2 separate regions of the Homo sapiens genome follow, and region 2 is linked to region 1. Evidence: read pairs that join two places in POLR2A ChIA-PET (ENCODE). Cell type or tissue: MCF 10A. All regions are shown on one strand. Each heading gives the region's core, and the rest is flanking DNA. Links, peaks and the distances in the headings are about the cores only. Region 1 has its middle 11 kb from the start of LINC01698. Region 2 overlaps PLXNA2 (plexin A2).

The links. ChIA-PET counts read pairs that join two places held together with the same protein. Peaks named below come from ENCODE experiments on the same cell type or tissue, not always from the same donor. Only the 100,000 strongest peaks of a DNase experiment are listed, where the experiment ranks them.
Region 2: POLR2A ChIA-PET joins it to region 1 with 5 read pairs; 1 of 35 experiments calls an interaction of 5 or more read pairs at or near these places.

What each region holds. Positions count from the first base shown.
Region 1 is chr1:209,380,366-209,385,745 of GRCh38, forward strand. No RefSeq gene overlaps it. Among named protein-coding and RNA genes, the nearest start is that of LINC01698, 11 kb to the left of the region's middle. RefSeq lists enhancers at 3,211-3,958, 3,959-4,707. In MCF 10A, for the core only: no CTCF peak of the experiment used is centred there; DNase peaks (open chromatin) are centred at 3,276 and 3,686.
Region 2 is chr1:208,198,796-208,204,175 of GRCh38, forward strand. The region is part of intron 3 of PLXNA2 (plexin A2); the gene reads right to left. Among named protein-coding and RNA genes, the nearest start is that of PLXNA2, 43 kb to the right of the region's middle. RefSeq lists a silencer at 2,529-2,823. In MCF 10A, for the core only: no CTCF peak of the experiment used is centred there; DNase peaks (open chromatin) are centred at 2,636 and 4,816.

The sequences.
Region 1 (5,380 bases), core at 259-5,258:
CAGAGAGGAGAAGGGACTTCCCAATGGTACATAACCTGCTATTGGCAAAGGTGGGACCAGAGCCCTTAAGTTTTTCAACTTCTCCAGCAAATTCCTCATATCTAAGAGCAACGCTTCAGTTTTCCTTAATAAAGTGCCCCAGATCCTCACATTCATCCCTTTCAGAGTGCAACTTCCTACTTGGTTTACAAATGAGTCAAGAAAAGAAAATCTCCTCTTTAGCAATGTAGTGTGGGACCAGCTCACTTGAGTATGCAAAACTTGTCCTTGAGAGCTGCTAGCTCTTTACTATTTTTTCTGGGTGCAACAGTGTGCATGTCACCCCACCCTTACTGCCTGGCTGTCTTCACACATCACCTTCTCTGAGAGTGCTTCTCTAATATCCCCACCCAAAGAGCTCCCCACATATGCAAATCCATTGATTATCATGTCTCTTTGCTTTTTCAGTCTCCATGAAAATTATTGAGACCTAAGATGTAAGACCTATTTCTGATTATTTTGTTTATTGGTTGTCTTCTCCCACCAGAATGTAAGCCACATGAGGTTAGGAGCCTCTCTGTCTTATTCTCTGTAGTATCTCTGGCTCCTAGAGTACTGCCTGGTACAGGGTTGCTACTTCATTATTTCTTACTGTATATGAGAATGAATGAGTGAATTGAAAAGCAATTGAACTCTGGTTGTGCCTTACAGGTATAGCAGAAGTTGTCTGCACAGAGAGGAAGGAAGGAGACGATCTTTGATATGAATTCTGTTGGCCAATGAGGCCTAGAATGTTAACAATTAATGGCCACATTTTCCTAGTTAACTACAAAGCAAGAGTGAAAAGGAGATAATGTTGGACTAACTATTTGACTACATTGTCTGATTTATCCAAAAGGTGGTATGGAATTTTGATCCAGTAGTGGTACATCATCTTTGATAATACACACGTACACATAAGGGAGTGTACACACCCATATACACTCACTCACACTCTGCTATTGCCTACTACCTATTAGATACTCCCAACAAAAGCTCTTAAACTAAAAATGACATGGTGTTGTTAAGTTTCTCAGGGAAATCCACCTATCTATGGAACTCAAGAGAGCAGAGGGCTGGTCTCTGGAGAAAAATAAAACAGGGTCAAAAACCAATTTTATTTGTTATTTTTCACTGGAAATACATGGTTAATCCAAGAACTAGCAAAGAGGTGTTGAAAAAGATTCTCTGATGTCATTTGTTTTTTCTTTTTCTTTTTTTTTTTTTTTTTTTTTGAGACGGAGTTTCTCTCTTGTTGCCCAGGCTGGAGTGCAATGGCACAATCTCAGCTCACTGCAACCTCTGCCTCCCAGGTTCAAGCGATTCTCCTGCCTCAGCTTCCTGAGTAGCTGAGATTACAGGAGTGCGCAACCATACCTAGCTAATTTTGTATTTTTAGTAGAGGCGGAGTTTCTCCATGTTGGTCAGACTGATCTCAGACTCCTGACCTCAAGTAATCCACCTGCCTCAGTCTCCCAAAGTGCTGGGATTACAGGCCTGAGCCACCGAGCCCAGCCTCATTTGTTTTTTCATACAGATATATCTCATCTGCATTAGAGGTAGATCCAAGATTAAGATGTGAACATGTTCCAGCTTTAATTTCAGTTGTTTTTCTTTTTTAAATAAAGAAAAGCCAGCAATACAATTTGTTTCTCATTGAGCACTATACACATTCAGCTATGACTGAGAATTTAGAAGATACAAATTCAAACTCCAGTTTAATTTCCTTTTTCCTGTTTGACTCCAAGCTCAGTAGGTGATCTTATAAGTTGACAGGGGTAACATTGCACCTATTAGCACTTGTCAACCAAAAGTAGATTGTTCGGGTTTCAATAAATGTTTTTTTGAATTGGATTTAGGTTGGTGAGAAAATATATTAAGTCAGAATTCTTTGAGGCAAATTACATATTGAAATGAACAGTTTGGTGTTCATCCTGTCTACCATCCCCCTCAAAAACAAAGAGACAGACAGAAAGAAAAAAAAAGCAGAAGTTTTGCTTTTCTAAGCTACGAGAATTTCTTCTGCTGCTACATCTGTGAACGCTTTACAAGGCAATGTCTACAGTTTGAGTTTTACAGCCCATTTTGATTGCAGTTTACATGACATCTGGGGCTCTATTTTTGGAGAAATTTCAAAGCTAGTGACTTCCAGTTTTTAATCAGCAGTGTATTTATTTTCTACCCTAGCATAATTGTTCATGGCTCCACATTGATTTTTTTATAGGAGACAATGCAAAATGATAATCAGAGTGAATTAGTAATTTGATCTTGTATCTGTCAAGGCTTGATGGCTTTTACCTGCTCTAGAGGCTAGAAGGCAATGTGCTGACCTCATTGTGTTGAAAAAAATTGAACACATCGTGGTTGTCAAGGACAAGACATTCTCAGTCATAAGAACAAAGAGAGCAAGAAAGGCTAATGAGGGAAGAGGCCATACAACCCTGAAAAGTACACAGCCTCCTGCCCCTCTGCTCAGAATCTGGGGTCATGTTTGCAGCCACAGGTGCCACATGCAGAAGTGTCAGAGGTGTGAAAACCAGAGCAACTCCATCTTGAATAGGAGCTGGGTAAAATAAGGCTGAAACTTGCTGGGCTGCATTCCCAGACAGGTTAAGGCATTCTAAGTCACAGGATGAGATAGGAGGTTGGCACAAGGTACAGGCCATCAAGACCTTGCTGATAAAACAGGTTGCAGGTTGCAGTAAAGGAGCCAGCCAAAAACCACCAAAACCAAGATGGCCGTGAGAGTGACCTCTGGTCATGCTCACTGCTGCACTGCCACCAGCGCCATGACAGTTTACAAATGCCATAGCAATGTCAAGAAGTTACCCTGTATGGTCTAAAAAGGGGAGGGATTAATAATCCACCCCTTGTTTAGCATATCATCAAGAAATAACCATAAAAATGGGCAACCAATAGCCCTCAGGGCTGCTCTGTTTACAGAGTAGCCATTCTTTATCCCTTTACTTTCTTAATAAACTTACTTTCACTTTGCACCACGGACTTGCCCTAAATTCTTTCTTGCGCGAAACCCAAGAACCCTCTCTTGGGGTCTGGATAGGGACTCCTTTCCAGTAGCGCATTTAACAGAAGGACAGGCTGTGCAGACATTATTTTCGCTCCTTTCTACTGAGAAGGGAAAACACCACAATTGAGCAGCCTGCTCCTCTATAAGTGAATGAATAAGCACTTGCTTTTCATTGTGGGTGAGTCAAATGGCCTGGCATATATGCAAGTAAGAACTAGAGCAGAGGCTGCTCACCTGCAAACTCACATCAGGGCTTCTGCCCGGAATTACGGTATTTTTTGTTTGTGTGTGTGTTGTTGTCATTGGCTTCTTTTCATAGGGGTTTGGATGAAGCTATTTAAACACATGAGACAGCAGCCACTAGGACTGTATCTAAGAAGGTAAGTGGTTTGCCCAGGGTTACATGGCTAGTGGAAGAGCTAGTCTTTACAAGAATCTTTTACATAAACCAAACCAGGTGAGGTAGGATCAATAAGAGGGTGAAGTGAGGAACCGACATTTTTAAGAGCTCCATGAAATGAAGGAGCTTGGAGAGAAAATTGATAGATGGTACTTTCAGTAGCCCAGCCTCCTCCTGTAATTTCTGGCTTCACCTTTCTCTAAGCCCTCCTTTGCTCTGAGTTCTGTCTGGGCAAGTCCCAAGCTCCTGGAATGCATCTTTGCCTTCCTTATCTGGAAGCTAATCACTAAATAGCAGGTGGCGGAGATTCTGGTTTTCATCCCTCTTTCTCTCTCCCTTTCTCTCTTTTACTCACTTCCTCAGGGCTATGAATTTCTGAATCTTAAACAGGAAACCTCCCTGATTTGTTCACACCTGGAATGCCATTCTATCTTTGTTTGAAGAGTGCAGAAATTAGAGCGCGGGAGAATCAAGAGAAGGAGCTGTTGTGTGAAGAGGGAAGAGAGAGGTCAGCATTTAAATGTGAACACACACACTGAGAGGCACATATACATGCACACAGTTTAATCTAAGCTAAGCATTCTTTCTTTCAACTCCTGCATTTCCCTCCTCATCTCCACTGCCAGCAAATGTCTTACAAGACAAAGAGTATTTACTGTGTGTCACTTCAGTTATCAACACTCTGCACAAATAGGTTGACAGAGGAAACAGGCAAAGTACCTTTGCAGGCCCATTTGGGGTTGAAATAGCAACTAGACTGCCTAGAGGCTGCCAGATATTAGCTTACTTATTGCTCCTGCAAATGTTAGAAGCTGGCTCTTGAGAGAACCTGTCATCAACATCCCTGTCCCCGTGGGTGTCAGGAAGGTTCGGCCTTCTTTAAGGTAGGCACTGTGTCCTCATGGACTGTTCATTTTGGGAAGAACCTTGGGAGATCACCTGGTTCAAGCTCCTGGCTTTAGTCATTGTTTGTCTCTAAATCCAGAGACCAATGTTTGTGATCTACTGACTCGTAAGCTCCCTATGAGGAAAATGGAACAAAATATTGGGCACAAAGACATAAATCTAAATGCATGGTTTCTAATCTGTGGACCCTGAGATCCCACAGGAGCACCATATTTGCATGAATCAGTGCTTATAGGTTGACCAAATAGCATGATTCACACACATATATTATAATACTTCTAATGGTTTTATTCATTCATTCTACAAATACAGTACTGCTTTGTGCCAGAAACTGTGGTAGGTGCTGAGCATATAATAGACAGGGAATAAGTCAAACTGACTCTGCCTTCATGGAGCTTCCTGTCCAGTGGTAAAAACAGGCAGAGAGAGCTGCAGAAACACAGAGTGAAAGCAATAACTCAGATTTGGAATATTATATAGATAAGGTTATGATTAATAGAACTCAAATTCCTTTAAAGGTAGTAGTCTCTGTCTGCTATTAAGCATTTGCTCTACCAATGCATTCCTAAATGTATTTTTATCTACATGACTATACATGTTTTCAGATTCAAATGTGCTCTCCTGACTAAAAAGATTGGATACCACTGACCTAAATCATCTGCTAGGATTGCCTTTTCTATCCCAGGTGAATAAATTAAATAGCTATGTAGTTTTCCCTTTGCCACTGGAAGTTTCACTGAAAAATCAACTCATGAAAGGCAGATTAATAAGAGAAAAGGCATAGATATTTGTTCACATTCATGCGAGAATCACAGGGTGATTTCCCAATATCCCAGTGGGTTACAGATGCTTGTATACCTACTTCTTGAGGGAAAGAGAGATGGGACATTGTGGATGACTTTAGGGACATTAGTAAATAATTTTCAGGGCAATTCAATGGCTGTGAAGAATATACAATGGCCTGGGAGAAAGTCTGTTGGGCCCACAGAGCAGAGAGTAGTTTGTGATAAAAGTCTGCCCATGTTTGT
Region 2 (5,380 bases), core at 166-5,165, 1.2 Mb before region 1:
AAAAGCTAGTGGTTAAAAGCACAGGTCTGGAGTCAGAGAGCTCTGGATTCAAATCCCAGCTCTCCAATTAGTAGCATTGAGACTCTGCCAAGTTACTTAGTTTTGTTGAGCCTCAGCTTGTTATATGTAAAATGGAAACAAGACTAATGATTTTTACAATTTGCAAGGGTTGATGAGGCTTAACTGAAACAAAACAAAACACTTAGCCCAGGGCTTAGCATATAGTAAGTGCTGAATTTATAGTGGATCTTTTAGGCCTATCCCCATTCAAAAATGTGGCATTCCTAGAGAGAAGACTAACGTGTAAGACTTGAGGGTCCCAATTCAGTGTTCTTCTGATTTGTCAGAACTTCTTAGCCCTGAGGCCAGAAGTGAAGTAGGCCTCCCTGCTGGGCAGGTTCTGGTAAGATCCCTGAGATGTGTGGACTGAGGGCTCAGGGATCCTGGTCACCCTAGATCAAGGTTGTATGGTCAGGCCTGGTACAAGAAGCTCAGCTGGATTCTTGCTCCAGGGAAAAAAATCCCTAGATCAATTTTAAGTTCGGCATAGGAAATGCCTGCATGCTAGAGAGGCCGAGGTCAGTCTGATGTTTTGTGCAGAAAGAATGTTCTTTAGGCCGGGCGCAGTGGCTCACGCCTGTAATCCCAGCACTTTGGGGGGCCAAGGTGGGTGGATCACAAGGTCAGGAGATCGAGACCATCCTGGCCAACATGTTGAAACCCCGTCTCTACTAAAAATACAAAAATTAACTGGGCGTGGTGGCATGAGCCTGTAATCCCAGCTACTTGGGAAGCTGAGGCAGGAGAATCGCTTGAACTAGGGAGTTGGAGGTTGCAGTGAGCTGAGATCACGCCACTGCACTCCAGCCTGGTGACAAAGTGAGACTCTGTCTCAAAAAAAAAAAGAAAAAAAAAAGTCCTTTAAAATGATATAGGGAAGGGCCCCAAAATTGGAATTCAAAAACCTGGGTTCCAGTCTTGCCTCCGTGGGTAAGAACCTGGGTGAGTTTCAGCAGATCACTCCACCTTTCTAGGCCTCAGCTAACTCATTCATAAAATAGAACAATACGCATCTTACTTGTCCAAAGTCAGTAGACCAGATCAGTTTTCTGAGGTCCCCTCCAGCTACTAAATCTATGATACACATTTAAGGGAACACTCTTGATCTTGCTTGATAGCGTCAATCTTATCCCCTGGGGGCCTTAACCCCAATTCCCCAGCCTCTTCCCCTCAATTGTCAAGCGTGGGAATTCCAGATTTGTTATTAAAGCCTGTTGATGCCATTTCTCCTTCCAGATTAGCTGGGGGACACTCAGCCTTTGCCATAGAAACCATAACACAGGGTAGGATGGGGATGGCTGATTGGGACAACCCAACGGCACCAGCTCCTGAACTTCTTTCCCACCTTGGAGCCTAGAAACCTTTCTGGAGGCTGAGGCCAGGAGAAGAATAGAACCACAGGAAGAGACTCAGAAGGCCAGAGCTCCAGATTCATTTTCACCACATTCATCTCCATGTATTTCCTGCCTCCCTGGACAGAGAGGCACATGCTAGCAAGAAGGAAAGAGACATTAAAGTAGCCATAAGCTCTTAGCTTGATCATCTTGGGCTACACAAGTGACTTAGGTATATGCTGGGCCCATCTCCACCCTGAAGTATTTGTCGTTCTGGTTCCAATTTCCACATCTTCCCTTGATTTACAACTTGACCCCAAGTAAGTCCATAATCTCTGAATTTCAGAATCACCATCTGCAACAGAGCAGTGAAATATCCCAATCCTTCTTTTTTTTTTTTTTTTTTTTTTTCTTTTTTTGGAGACAGAGTCTTGCTCTGTCGCCTAGGCTGGTGTGCAGTGGTACAATCTTGGCTCCCTGCAACCTCCGCCTCCCGGCTTCAAGCGATTCTCCTGCCTCCTGCCTCAGCCTCCTTAGTAGCTGGGATTGCAGGCATCCGCCACCAGGCCCAGCTAATTTTTTTTTTTTGTATTTTTAGTAGAGACGGAGTTTCGCCATGTTGGCCAGGCTGGTCTTGAACTCTTGACCTCAGGCAATCTGCCTGCCTCGGCCTCCCAAAGTGCTGGGATTACAGGCGTGAACAACCGCGCCTGGCCTCCAATCCTTCTTGATCATCTGAAAATTATATGGGACTAATGAACTAATAGAATCAAAGAGAATTTGGGACTGTGGCAGAAAAACATGGTAATAGTACAGGAGTGGTAGTAGTAATACTAGTAGGAGGAGTCACTCTAGCAGCAACAGAGGTGGTAGGCAGCAATGACTGCCATTTATTAAGCATCTCCTATGTCAAGATCTGTGTTAGACATTATATATCCTCCATGTCTGATACGCATAGCAATCTTGCCAGGCAGGCATGGGTGGTCCAGATGAATAAACTGAGGTCCCCTCAGATCACATAATTCATCGAAGGCAGAGTTGTGCAGCACAGGATACTGTGGTTGGTGTGGAGACATGCAAAGGGGGAGAATGGGCCTGTTTTAGTTAATTCTGCGAAGCTACAACAGGGCAACTGACACTTCCTTCAGCCCCACCCTGGGGAGGGGGTCAGTACATATTGTTTGGTGATATGAGACTGGGAAACCTCTCACTGGTGACTAATGCAACTGGATGCCAAAGTCCAGCAGGATTAGATTAGTTCGGCTCAGCTGGTCCCGTCTTCTAAGTATTTTTTTCCCATGACTCAGGGCTGGGAGTAGGGGACAGGATTCTCTTCCTCCGTCTGACCTTGCAAACATGTCACTGAAAAGGAGCCTGATCTGACAGCATCACTACCCCAGGGAGCCAGGGAAGAAGTGGGGTTTTGGGGAAGCCTCAAAGATATCAGTAATAATAGAAAGCACTTGCATGCCAAGCACCATATTAAGCACTTTTTACACATGATTTTATTTAATCCTTACAACAAATATGCAAAGTGCTTATTACTACCCCACTCCACAGGAAAAAAAAAATCGAAGTTCACAAGTTAAGTCACAATTGTAGTAATATTTAAATGCACATATGCCCATGTGCCCAAGCTCTGCACTCCATCCCTTCCATGAATTATTTCTTTATGATCTATTTTTTCCTTAGCACTTATCACCCACTAAACATAATATATATTGTGATTACTTACTTTGTTTGTCTGACTTCCCACATTCAGATAATTTCCATCAGGGCAAGAATTTTTTTTTTTTTTTTTCTTTTTGAGATGGAGTCTCTCTGTGTCCCCCAGCTTGGAATGCAGTGGTGCAATCTCAGCTCACTGCAACCTCTGCCTCCTAGGTTCAAGCAATTCCCCCACCTTGGCCTCCTGAGTAGCTGGGATTACAGGCACAATGCCGCCATGCCCGGCTAATTTTTGTATTTTTAGTAGAGATGGGGTTTCATCATGTTGGCCAGGCTGGTCTCGAACTCCTGACCTCAGGTGATCAGCCCGCCTCGGCCTCCTAAAGTGCTGGGATTACAGGTGTGAGCCACCATACCTGGCCAGGGCAGCCATTTTTGACAGTTTTATTTTCTACTGCTTTATACCAAGCTCCTGGCACACAGTACATATTCAATAAATATCAGTTCAATAATGAATTATGTCATTTAATCCTTACTGTAATCTTATGATGCCGGTACCAGAACTGTCCTCATTTTACATTGAGGAAATTAAAGCTCAGAGGTCACACAGCTAGTAGGATGGAGTCAGGACTGGATCTCTCCAAAGCCCCTATACTCTTTGTTATGCAAATTGGTCCCTACCCGAAGGCAGGAGAGTGGACCAGGTGGTCTTTGTAAGTCCCTTCCGACTCAGAGATCCAGGTCCATGTACAAAATCCACAGACAGGCAAGGCTTAATGGTGTAAAAGGGTCTGTATTTTCCTAAAGATAAGACCTCTGTAAACACCAGCACCTTGGCCTCTTGAAAATTTTGCATAGCCTATTTAGGTCACCTGTATTCTGTGAGCTTGAATCATTACGCCCATCCCACCCATCCATAAAACACAGTTCTCTGTGTTTCACCTGCTTGGCAATAAAGCCCCGAGCTGCAGGAGCTCAACCTTAAGACTGCAAAACAGCCAGCTGAATACACAGCCTGAGGCCTCATACAAGAATTGTCCAAGATTGAAGTATATTAGAAACTACACAAAAAGTACAAAAAATAAATGAGTCTTTAGTTTCTCCCCTTTCAGAATGACTCTGGGAGATCAGGACCTCCTTCCCTGGGGTCTGCTGGGGATCTGGACAGAGCCGACATCTCCTGTCTACACCTGCCATGGTCAAGCAAGGAGATGTGCTGGCCAGAGTGTGTGTGTCAAGACGGGTGGGAGTGGGACATTCTGTAAATATGCCCCTTTCTTGTGCCAACCAAATGCAGCCTTTCCCAGCTTTCAGAAGACCAGTTCTGGGGACCCAAGAGGCCTATAGAACAACAAAACAAACAGCGAGCTTGGCGGCGGGAGCCCGGGCAGGGAGCCAAACTCATTACTAGGGATGTGGTGGTGAGCTCCCTGAACCACCACCCCACCCCTTCCATGCAGGCTCTGGGGAAGGGGAGAGGGTCTCTACTCCCCACCACCCCAGTGTCCAGCATTGCTGAGACGCCTGGGCGAGTTAGGGTATCAGATGGGCGGTCTCAGGTCCCAGGAGAGCCACTAAGTCTCTTAGATGTGGACCTGCAGCTCCGGCTGTTTACTCAATCAAGGGTTCATACTGAGAGACAAGTGAATCATTTCCACTCAGAGGAATGAGTGGCTATTGTTTGGTGGGGCTGGCACAGAGAGAAAGGCATGTTTCTCAGCTTTTCATCCAACTTGGCCTTCCATCCGCCAAGGCAACTCCACCCCACGAGAGGAGCCAAGTAACAGGTTAGTGTGTTTGGGGAGAAAGTCTAAATGCCAATGTCAATATTGGCATTGGAGGGTGGGGGTGAGCATATAACCTTGGGCAAGACATTTAGTATAGCTACAGCTCAGTTTCCTACATCTGTAAAATGGGGTAAAGATGCAGGGGCGATCAGCACCCTCAGTTGAAGTATTTGAGGAAGATGAAAAGAACCACGGAAACGTATCTTGTAAACAGTCAGTGTTATCAAATAACTGAGTAATAACCCCAGGGCTGAGGAGAGTTAATACTTTGGTGCTCCTGATGGATTCTTTCCAATGCCTAAGCTGCTACTGCAAGAAGCTCACAGTTTTCCTGGCTTTGCTTAGTAAATCGTTTGTGCGATTACAAAGAGAAGAATAGAATTGGGACGTCAGGGCTTCCTGTGGGCTGGGGACTGGAGACCTTGGGTTGGTATGTCCCTTAGGGAAAGGCAGAAAGAATTTTCCTTTAAGAATTTCACAGGCATTTCAGCAGCCACCATTAGCTAATGGGAAAGAAGGTAGTGCCAGAAT